3 separate regions of the Mus musculus genome follow, and regions 2 and 3 are each linked to region 1. A link is a contact called in ENCODE Hi-C or POLR2A ChIA-PET data. All regions are on one chromosome and are shown on one strand. The core of a region is the stretch at or near the end of the contact, and the rest is flanking DNA. Distances in the headings are between cores, read along the strand shown.

Region 1 (3,731 bases), core at 880-3,379:
TGATGTGGGCGATTCTGGGCATAAGTATAAACAGAGAAGGAAATACATGGCCACCACTGCCTTCCCTTGCCTAGCTGTAGCTATGTTTAATTTTTCTAGAACTCCCTCCTATAGAATATGAATATGGCCCATAATACTTTCTCTGCCACTCCATTTCACTCCAAATGTTCATCACATATTAACCAGTAGATCCTGTCGTCCACTTCTGAAACAATCTATTCCATGTTGGTGTATGTGTGTGTGCTTGAAATTTTTTTGAAACTTGAAATGTTTCTTTCCCTGTAGATAACTTAGATAATTTCACACGTTGAGCCTGTAAGTGAAGATAATTGTGAAGGTTGCTCGACTGAAACACGATGCACACACTTTTAAAGAATCTGTTTCACTGTCTCTCTGTCTTGCTGTCTCTATCACATTGGGGATCGATCCCAGAGCCTCACACACCCTAGCTCAGTTCTATACTACTGAGACACAACACAAGCACACCACATGTGCTTTCAGAATAATTTATCAAAATGAAATTGTCTTTTTCCTATAACAAATAAAACAGAAATAGACTTAATTGGTTATTTTCTCTACATATTCTTAAATGAGAGTATTGATTGGTAGCTGATGAAATGGGTCATATCTATTTAATGATGAACATTAGAGTCATATCCCTTTATCTACTTAATCATAAGGATACAAAGGGGTTTGGAGTTAGTCAGGTTTTCCAGTGATTCTATTCTTTAGTGTTTTTCAGAGAAACAAATTATATGTTCTCTTTATCATAGTGCCTCAAATTCAGTATTCCTTAATAGCCATGTGCTTCCAGTGTTCTTGGCATATTAATAATGAAACTGTAAGAAAGTTCCTCCCTGGCATTCTTGATACATTATGGCATTCTAAACAAGGTGCCTATTATCTTATGTTAAAAAAAGCTATAATGATTCAGGATAACCAAGAATTTGTTATTACAGAGGGAGATAATTTTTATAGCTTTATTAGAATAACTGGTACACATTGAATTGCACACATACACATGACAACTTGATTTTTGTCCCATGCATACAACTGTGATGCCATTGTCACTATGAAGATAATGAACATATTTCATAGAAACCAATTTTTTCAAAGGTGTAGTGGTTTGTGTGTGTGTGTGTGTATTGGAGTTACAGGCAAGTGTGAGCTGTCAGGTCTGGTCCCCCGGAAAAGCAGCAATCACTCTTAAATACTAAGCTGTCTCTCTGGACTCAGGAATTAATTTTTAATACATCAATCTGTAAAATTTTGGTGACTGTAAGATTACACACATTTTCCTCCAATTTATTGCTATCTTTTGAGCATTGTTGTACTAGTAGAACAAAAGATTACAGTGAATAAAAAATTTTCTATTTTCATCATTTTTAGGAGTCCCAGATGTTGATGACTCTGGCCTTTGAATTTACAGATAGTTGTGATGCTCCTGGTATGCAAATGGTAGCTGAGAACCCTACACAACCACTCTGCATGCAAGGGCACAGTTGCCTTCCACTTTTTTTGAGTAGGACTAACCGATAACTGTACTCATCTACTCTGATGTTAGACTTGAGCCAAGACTTAAAGGAAAGGCACACACCATTTTACAGTTCAGGAACCGGTAAGACGGCTTGTTTGAAAAGATAGGTCTAAATAGGTCTAAATATGGGAATAGCACATGTAGGTGAGTCGCCTTTACTGTTCATTAAGTATCAGAGAGCACAGAAAAGGGGTGGGGAGGGGGAGCAAGAAGTTCCTGTGGATTTCCACTTCTCAAAACAGACTGCCCAACACGGCCTGTCATTTATATGGCACAGCCATTTGTTGTTGCTGTTGCTGTCGTCGTCGTTGTTGTTGTTTAATGCCTGGTAGCATCCTGTTTGCTTTCAATGCTACTTGGGACAGGTCTGGAAAGCATTTTTGTGGAGTTCCATCTGAGGGCCCATTCCTATACTGTTTTGTTATTGTTTTTGTTTGTTTGTTTGGGCCGGTTCTGGAAACTTCAGGATGAAGGATTTAACCTCCAGGTTGCAGATCACCAGGTCAAGGCTCAGGCCAGTGTCCTTTATGCAGCTAACCCTCAGAACGGTTGTTCTGAGATTCGCTTTCTATCCTAGAGTCCTAGGACTCCAGTCTGGTTTTAACTTCTTGTCTAGTCAAGCTGCAGCCAGTACCTGCTGGTCCTCTCTGTGTATTCTTCCCCAGATAAAGGGTAAAACAAGTGGGTTTGGCACATCCCCTAATCAGAGGCTGCCATTAACAGGCCCGGGGCTGACGTGCATTAGGGAGGACTCGGACCAAGCAGGCCATTTTCACCTGCGTAATAACAGGCTTGGGAGTAGCGAAGCAGCGCAGGCACAGCAAGCTGCCTCTGGAGCAGGGGAGGAGCGCGGGCGGCAGCCGCCCCGGGGCCCCGGAGGAAGAGGAGGGGGAGAAGGAGGAGCCGAAGCGCCCAGAACAGCAGCCGCGGCTCGGCCCGAGTTGCAGCAAAAGCAGCGACGGTGGCGCGGAGACTCTGCAGCCTTCTGGAGTCCGGAGTCCCGGTAGGGACAGCAGCAGGGAGCGTCCGCGTCCCTAGCCAGCGCACCCCGGCCTTGCCAAGCCACAGTAGCCCAGCCTGGGGCACAGCCAGCCATGGCCGCACCGCCGGATCTGCAAGATGAGCCGCTGTCTCTGGGTAGCCCCGGGTCCCAGTGGTTCGGGGGCCGGGGGGATGGGGAAGACGAAGCGACGGCGGTGATGGGGGCCAGGCCAGCGCAGCAGGATGGGGAGCCCGCCTGGGGGTCGGGCGCTGGAGCTGGGGTAACGTCGTCGCGGGAACTGTGCTCCGGCCCCGCCCGGTCGCCTCCCGTCGCCATGGAAACTGCATCCACAGGTAAGCCGGCCCGCACCGCGACCCCGCAAATGGAGGCCGGGACCGTGTTTCTTGTGGGTCCCCTAGTCCACAGCTTTTCTCTGCGTCTTCCTGGCCTGTCTACCTGGAGGTAGGGGTTCGCTCCTGGCGACTGTAAATATTAGCGGACTGGTGGAAAACAGCAGGGTGCTGCCAGCGGCTAGGAGGAAGAAGGCTGTTGGTCCAGTAATTTCATTTTTACTCTTTTTTCAGCCTTAGACATTGTCCTCGTTGGCAAGCCTGGCTTCTGTTGCGCCCCGGAACAAGTTTTCTCTTCTTGTCAGGGGTCTCAGGGCAGCAGGGCGGGGAGTGACAGGTTGTGATGTTTTTCTGGGGCGTGTTTGCGCTCAGCGAGCTCCACAGCAGAGATAGACGACTGCCTATCAGCGGGCGGGCCCACCGCCTCAGGACCCTCCCGCTGGGTTTAGGGCACCGGAGTACCGCAGAGACTTTATTTTCCCTTTCTCTTCCCTCAAGGAATCACCACACCCTACTCCTTTCCAGTTTTCCTCCAGCTCAGCTCTTTCTCCCGCGCAGAAAACAAACCCCCATGAGTCCCAAGCTGAATTCCGGAGGGACAGCATTGTTGGGAAGGTTGGAAGTTGTAGCCTTCTTTCTTTATTTCCTAGCCGCTCTTTTCTGAATCTATCAGAGTATTGAAACTTGAACCCCCTAAAATGTGAAGGTCTTAGCAGCTGCAGATTGGAATGCTGGGACTGTGGCCAGTGGTCCAGCCTCAGTTTACCCAGCAGTCTGAACTCATCTTTGCGTTTTGAAAAATTGTCAGTGATTGGGCCTCTCTTTCCCCCTGACTTGCCCTTCGCTCCAAATCCTTGCCTGG
Region 2 (3,731 bases), core at 316-2,815, 320 kb after region 1:
TGGTTACAAGGCCCTTTCTCCTTTCAAATTCCTGGAGAACAGTTTTGTTTTTTGTTTTTGTTTTTTTTGTTGTTGTTGTTGTTGTTTTTTGGGGGGACTTATGTTGCCGAGGGAAAACAGAAAAAAGTCTGAAATGTCTCATGTTTGATATTTTCACTTTACCAAGTATCTGACATCTTTTTTTTAAAAAAATTCTTCTTTATTTTATAATCTTAAAAACAAACTTTTATTATTATAGTATTGTGTTTTCATGTGTATTTGTGTTTTGCCTGCATTTATGTCTGTGCACCATGTACCAGCCAAGTTCCCGCAGAGGCCAAAAGAGGAGAAAGTCAGAAAGGGATATAGGAGCCACTGAACTGCAGTTACTAAGGGTCCTGAGCCGCTGTGGAGGTTCTGGGGATCAAACCCCACGAAAAGCAGCAAGTGCTCTTAATCACTGAGCCATCTCTCCAGCCAATCCTTAACACCTTTTTTAAACACAACTGAACTGTAATGAGAAGGAAGTCCCTTCTCCATGGGCTTTGCGTCTAAAAGATCTCAAAACCAAGGCCAACAAACCAAAGCTCATTTACCTAACGAGAAGAATCTGTACAACCTTTCATAGCCATTGGTGAGCTATAGCTAAAATGTTGTCCTTGTTTTTTTCTGCAGCAGTCTAAGACCCTTTGTGAAGGGCTTAATGTATTTACATTTGATGTCCAGTGTAATAGTGCACGCCTTTCAACCCAGCACTATGGAGGCGGAGGCAGGTGGAACTCTGCGTTCGAGGTTAGCCTGGTCTACAGAGCAAGTTCCAGGTCGACTAAGGCTACAAGGACAAACCCTGTCTTGAAAAACAACTATTACATTTGAGGTTGAAAAAGCAAGTCTCGTGGCAATTAGGTTCTGCTTCCTTGTCCTGTTCTAACTCTGCTTCTAATTCTGAAGTCAACCACCAGGAATGCTTTCCTGGACAAGAACAAAGGGACTGAAGGAAGGGACACAGGAAGAGCACAACAAAGACTCAGCCTTTAATTCTGCACAAGCGCTCTTCTCCAGCCATTCTGGAGCAGACCATCCCAACCCCGGGAGAAGTCAGTGCCTGGGCTCAGCGCAGCCAAGGGCCAGGCTGCTCGCTGCAGCAGAGCTGTCGGCCCGATGGCGAGCCCAAGACAATGCGAGGAAAAGCAATAGGAAAAAAGGACAGAGACACGCCCGCAGCCTAATCGACCACTTACCCATTGGCCACACTAGGTTCCCCTGAGAAGCCGGGGATCAGCGGGTCCGAACGCAGCGCCCGAACATCCGGGCCACAGCGCTCTCAGCCGCTCCGCCTCCCGCTAGCCTGGCAAGCACGCTGGAACCCCGCCCCTGCTACATTCGGCTCCGAGTCCCGCCCCACCACCGCTTCCCCCGCTAGGGGTGTCGGGGGTGCACGCGGCGGACTTCCAGGCCTAGGATTCCCAGAAACCTAGTTTCCTAATCTAGGCTTGGAAGCCTCTCTCTCTCTCTCTCTCTCTCTCTCTCTCTCTCTCTCTCTCTCTCTCGCTTCCGGGTTTGAGCTCAGAGGCTCCACCTTTTCCGGGTCCAGACTCAGGTCTCGTCCCCGCCCTGCCTCCAACTTGAACTGGTCTCCACCGCCTCCAGTGTCTCTTTGAAGGGGCCCTGAGGTCCCGCCCCCGTTTCCTAGACGAAGCTCGTAGCTCCGCCCACCCCGTGCATTCAAGTCGCCGAGGCCTCGCTCCTACCCTGCATTGAGGTCTCCGAGGACCGCCCCCATCGTGCGGGCTAGTTTTCTAGGCACCGCCTCCGCAGAGTAGTCTCTGGAGCCCCGCCCCTATTTTATTGGCTCCTTTTCTAGGCCCTGCCCCTGCCGCGTGTCTAGTCTCCGAGGCCCCGCCCCCGCCGAGCAGTCCAGCCTCCGAGCCCCGCCCCGCTGCTGGAGCAAGTTCCGAAGCCCCGCCCCCTCCGTGTGTTCAAACCTCTGGAGCCACGCCCCCATTTGGGGGGTCTAGTTTTCTAATCCCTGCCCACGCTCCCTGTCCTGTCGCCCAGGCTCGCCCCTGTTGGGAGTCTAACTCTGAATCCTGCTAGCTCGGGCGCGCCCAGTCTAAGATTCCGGACGCTGGTCGCTGGGTGATCTCTGCTCGCCGGCTTGGCCCTGAGATTGCCACCGGTTCTGCGCGTTCTCCCGTTGGGTTTGGCGCTTTCTCCCTGCTTGGAGAGAGCACCACCGCGCTGTGCGGCAGTCCCTGGACGCAGACAATGGAGGCGGCGCTGGCAGTGACCCGGCTGCCCCCAAACGACCCGAGGACGCCAGCACTGTCGGTGGTGGACATGCACACAGGCGGCGAGCCTCTGCGCATCGTGCACGCCGGGTGTCCGGAGGTGGCAGGGCCCACGTTGCTGGCCAAGCGTCGCTACATGCGTCAACACCTCGACTACATCCGGCGGCGGCTCGTGTTCGAGCCCCGCGGCCACCGGGACATGTACGGGGCCATCCTGGTGCCCAGTGAGCTGCCAGACGCACACCTAGGCGTCCTGTTCTTGCACAACGAAGGCTACAGCTCCATGTGCGGTCACGCGGTGCTAGCGCTGGGCCGCTTCGCGCTCGACTTTGGACTGGTGCCCGCTCCCCCAAAAGGCGCCCGGGAGGCTCAGGTCAACATCCACTGCCCGTGTGGTCTGGTGACCGCCTTCGTAGAGTGTGAAGGTGGCCGCAGTTGCGGCCCTGTGCGCTTCCACAGCGTCCCAGCCTTTGTCCTGGCCTCAGGTAAAGGGTGAGACTCACTAGACCCGGTTGAGACAATCCGCGAATCTAACCACTGCTCTGTGGCTGAATATATCTGCGCAACTAACCCACCCTGCCTGCCCTTGCGATTAATAAAAAGGTAATTCCAAATTACTGCAAACACGCTTCAGTGTCTTTGCCTTACAGGTTTGGTGGATGCAATTCTGCTGTCCTGCTGAGCGGATCCATGCTCACAAGGCCTGGGGGGAGCTTAGAGTGGAATGCGGATGAATTGTGCGCTTCCTTTTTTTAAGATCCTCATTCCTTGCTTGTCAGGATTCATAGCCGCTTCACAGTAGACTGAAGTTAAGGACCAAAGGACAGTGTGTGTACCAGAGTTCGAGCATAGCTTAGAATATGCTTGGTAAGAACTAAATGACTCTGAAAGGCACTAAATTTGTAAGCAAAGCTATTGCTGTCCTTGTTGAGAAACAAAGTCCTTGGCTGGACACACAAGTTCACAACCCCTCAAAAGCCATCCAACCTTAGGCAAAGTTCACAGACTCCTTGACTGAGTCTGTACCTTCATTTTATCTCAGAGGTTTTTGTGGTTAGTAATGAGGGTATGAAACATTGTTAAAATTTTTTTTTCTTAAATTAATGAGTGTTCATTGTTTTATTGTTTTGAGACAGGGGGTCACTGTGTAGCCCTGGCTGGAATGGAACCCTGGAATTTCTACGTTGACTAGGCTGGCCCACTTCTTGAGTACTGGTAGATTTTTTTTTTAAAGATTTATTTATTTATTATATGTAAGTACACTGTAGCTGTCTTCAGACACTCCAGAAGAGGGCGTCAGATCTTGTTAGAGATGGTTGTGAGCCACCATGTGGTTGCTGGGATTTGAATTCCGGACCTTTGGAAGAGCAGTCGGGTGCTCTTACCCACTGAGCCATCTCACCAGCCCAGAATTTTTTAAATATCTGAAAAAAAAATATTCGTCAAGAAACAGAGACTTCA
Region 3 (3,731 bases), core at 509-3,008, 300 kb after region 1:
CTGGTATGTATTCGTGTACATATGGACAGAATTGTTAAAATGCAGAAGGATGGTAGGGTGGTGGTCCCGTCATAGCCGTTGTGCCAAACTTAACCATGAGATCTTAATCCTTTCAGAAACTATCTTCTTGCAGTATCTCTCAGTGTGATGGGTGGGCAGTCCCCTCTCCACCCTTCTTCCCTGCTTCTTCATCTTCCCTCTCTTTCCTTTCCTCCTTTGTCTTTGCAAGCTCACATAGAACACATCTGGTTTTCAGACTGTGCTGTGAACTCTAGGCTCACTCTATTTTACCAGCTGTTCTGCCTCTCCATCCCTCCTCCCTGTAGGTAGGAGAGGAGTCAGGTAGCTGGCTCTGAATCCTGCCTCTTCTTAGTCTCTAAAAGTTACTTTGTGTAACTAATGACAACTTTTCATACATAGCATCACCTCTGGAAACAATCCACTCAGAATGATATTCATTTCGTTGTAATTTGTATCCGCACACCCCCAAATGCTGTCCCTTTAAGGAACTGGTGGGCACCGGAGAAGACACTATGCAAGAAATTAAGTCTCTGGTGGCGAAGCTGCAGTACAGGGATGAGAAAATTGAGTCCATCAGCACCTGGCTCGTGGGGGGATTCGAAAGGCTGCGTCGTCTTATGGAAGAGGACTCACCGGCCAGCCTTAGTAAAGAGGATCTCCAGAAGCTCGGTAAGATAGCACTTCAGCCGCCTTCTAGTAGCTAGTGACATCAAAATAAGGGGGTCCTCGGGAACCGGTCATCAGAGGAAGGAAAAGGGCAGTGCTCTGTGGTGCTGGGCCTCCCACCAAACACCCTTCTCACTTTGGGTCGAGTTTGTCCGAACAGCTCATCACTTCTTCCTTTCACTTGAGAAGATTTTCAAGAGAACTAAATTTTGCTCATGATTACAAAAAAGAAACTAGCGACTTTGTTTTTGAGATAGGAATCTTACTGTGGAGTCTAGTGTGGTGGGAACTCAGAATCTTCCTGCCCAGACTCCCTGAGTGCTGGGTATATAGGCCACCACACCCGATTCACAGACATTCTCTGTTGAAAAACAAAAACATGTAGTGCACATACATACATACATGCAGGCAAACACTCACACACATAAAGTAAAACCAAAATAAACCATTTAAACTAAACAAAGACAAAGTGAGCTATTCTATTTAGAGCCAATAAAATGTTACCATCAACAAGCACTTACTAACCTCCTGTCCTGAATCAAGCTCTAAGATACCACAGGGAATGAGACACTCCCTGCTCAAATGGGATTCACAGTCCAGTCCAGAGTTTGGCGGCTCCTCCCCTGACCAGGGCCAGATAGTGGTTTTGGCGCTGCCATCACTAAAGTCTCTGTAGCAGGAGTCAGGAGTTGGGGCCTCTGAGGAGCCGGAAGCTGAGCTGAGCTCTGGAGGCAGACCCCCGGCTTGCCATAGCTCTCTGCCCTTCTCAGCTCCCGGGGCACGCGACAGAATGTGGGTGGACTCAGAAGCCAGGCCCGGATTGTCCTCCTGCTGTTCACGCCTTTCTCACTTTTCCTGATTGTAGAGTTAGAAAGACAACAAACGGCGGTTATAAAATATCAAACCCATATTGACTGTTCATTGGGTGTCTGGAATCTCCCCCTGTCCCAGAGAAGCGAGTACCACTTGACCCTTGAATTATTATTATTATTCCACCACCTTACAGCCAAGGAGTCTCTGACTTGTGAATTGCTTGCAATTCTCTAGAAGCCCTGGACTGCTTCCAGTTCTGCAGCTCTCTGCTGCTCTCTGTTGGACATAGTATATCAGTACAATCTTTCAGTTCCTGCCCTTTCACACCCATTACGCTAGCTTCATTACTGTACTGCGAATCCCTGGGCAAGAGAAGAGATGGTTAGACCTAATGGGCCTCTTCTCCTGGAGATAAAGGAGCAGAAAGCACACAGAGCTGTCAGAGACAGGTGCAGATGGGAGCTGCCCAAGAGCCCCAAGTACAACTGGAAAGAGGAATGAGGTTATCAGAATGCTAGATTGCCAGAACTCACCTGAAAACTGTCAATTAACTTTGTACCTTTTCTGTCTTGTAAGCAGAAATGCACGTATACGTAAACCAAACAGTAGCAGTACTGATTACTTTTAAATTATTAAAAGTGTTTTGGGTCAAAGGGATGGCTCAGTGGGTAAAGGTCCTTAGCCATGGAGCCTGACAGACACCTGTGCCCAATACCTGAGACCTATATACACCCTACAAGTTGTCCTCTGAGCTCTGTATGCACTGTGACACATGTGCTATACTCACTGCCCCCCCATGCATGTACGTGGACACACATACTCACATACACACACACTCACACTCTCATACACACACACATACTCACACACACGCACATACACACACACACAAGGCGATGACAACTTTTAAAAGAACTTTGTTTCATAATTTCTTCCTTAATTTCAAGTCAGAGTGAAAATGAATTTAAATATACTTTCTTATATTTATTTGTATTTTTAAATCACCATTCACAGTAACAGGTTCCTGTGTGCCGTTTCCACACATAACTAGTTCTGGCTGAACCTCAATACTCAGGTGCTCCTCTCTCCCCGTCTCCGTGACCCGCCCCCCCCCCCCATGCCTTGTCCACTGCTCACCCTGTCCGTATGGGGTGCAATCATTTCCTCCTTCACATCCCATGTGGTTTTTCTCCCAGTTCCCTCCTGTGCGGCCTCTCTCTCCGCCTTCTACGGGCCCCTTTCTAGTTTCCTGCCACCTCTCCATCCCCTCTCCCACATGGAATGCACATTTAGAAAAGCTGAAAGCTTGGGATCTGCACAGAAGAGGTCTCGTCACACTTGATTTCCCAAGCCAGTGGCCCCACCTACTATTTCCACTTTCACTCATTTTCCTACAAATCTTATCACTTCCTTTTTCTCTTTATGGCAGAATAAGGTTCAACTGTATCCATGTCCCACAATCCATCATCTATCCACAGATAAAGGTTGAGGCTGAGTCCCTCCCTTGCTCTTGGGACTAGAGCAGCGATACGTGCAGATGTGTGCCCATCTCTGTGCTAGGACATGGAACGGGATAGCTGAGTCATATGGCAGTTCTGTTTTTAAACACACAGATTATCCATTTGCATTTAAGAACTATCTGTTCAGTTAAAATTCCAACTCCCTTGAGCATTCAGTTACATGCAGGTGTTTTGTATTGATCAAATAACACATTCCTTGCAGAAAGACCTTTGTAGATCATAACATGCTTTGAGAAACCAATTCTTAGCATGGTCAAAGTGGCCTTTTCATTTTATGATGGAAAAGTGACTCAATACTATTACGCCCATTTTTTTGATCATTTAATTCTGAAAAAATAACTACTTTCAATTTTATAGTTACAGTAAAATTAACATTACAGAGAGTAAAGTGAAATCATTTGTTGAATAATTCAAAGGGTATCGTGAAAACCCCACTGTGCGAGCCCTGCCCCAGGAGGCTGAGGCAGTCTGGATCCAGAGGCTCAAGGTCACCCAGGGTAGGTCATAACAGCCGTAACAAGACTGTCTTGGGAAAGCCACGCCTAACCAAACCAAACCAAACCCAAAATGCCCCTTGGGAAAACTAAGCTCTAGATAAGGGAGACTTGTAGGCCGGTGGTTCTCAACCTTCCACATCTAGGTTAGAAGGAAAAAAAAAAAAAAGAATCCACCTTGAGGCTGCATGCTAGACCAGCTTATCATGAGTATCGG

Evidence for each region. A loop is a pair of places that touch in the nucleus more often than their neighbours do. ChIA-PET counts read pairs that join two places held with the same protein, here RNA polymerase II (POLR2A).
Region 2: a map of left cerebral cortex shows a loop between it and region 1 (2.3-fold over the local background). The contact joins the promoter of Jkamp here to the promoter of Rtn1 in region 1. A Hi-C loop is called at or near these places in 1 of 37 maps with a recorded cell type or tissue (left cerebral cortex). POLR2A ChIA-PET finds 5 or more read pairs at or near these places in 1 of 5 experiments (Patski).
Region 3: a map of mature B cell shows a loop between it and region 1 (3-fold over the local background). The contact joins the enhancer-like site here to the promoter of Rtn1 in region 1. A Hi-C loop is called at or near these places in 26 of 37 maps with a recorded cell type or tissue (CH12.LX, ES-E14, Patski and 10 more).

What each region holds. Positions count from the first base shown.
Region 1 is chr12:72,407,452-72,411,182 of GRCm38, reverse strand. It overlaps Rtn1 (reticulon 1), which reads left to right and starts at 2,129. Exons shown (of 9, transcript NM_153457.7): 1 at 2,129-2,872. The coding sequence starts at 2,632.
Region 2 is chr12:72,083,673-72,087,403 of GRCm38, reverse strand. Jkamp (JNK1/MAPK8-associated membrane protein) reads right to left here and starts at 1,565. Exons shown (of 7, transcript NM_024205.2): 1 at 1,221-1,565. The coding sequence starts at 1,224. It overlaps L3hypdh (L-3-hydroxyproline dehydratase (trans-)), which reads left to right and starts at 2,091. Exons shown (of 5, transcript NM_026038.2): 1 at 2,091-2,755. The coding sequence starts at 2,248.
Region 3 is chr12:72,102,763-72,106,493 of GRCm38, reverse strand. Ccdc175 (coiled-coil domain containing 175) reads left to right here. Exons shown (of 21, transcript NM_028687.1): 19 at 507-690. Among named protein-coding and RNA genes, the nearest start is that of Jkamp, 19 kb to the right of the region's middle. Within about 2 kb of position 1,758, at least 1 of the 3 ENCODE cell types and tissues checked has a DNase peak (open chromatin) inside an H3K27ac peak, as active enhancers do; it is gastrocnemius, where a contact is called at or near this core.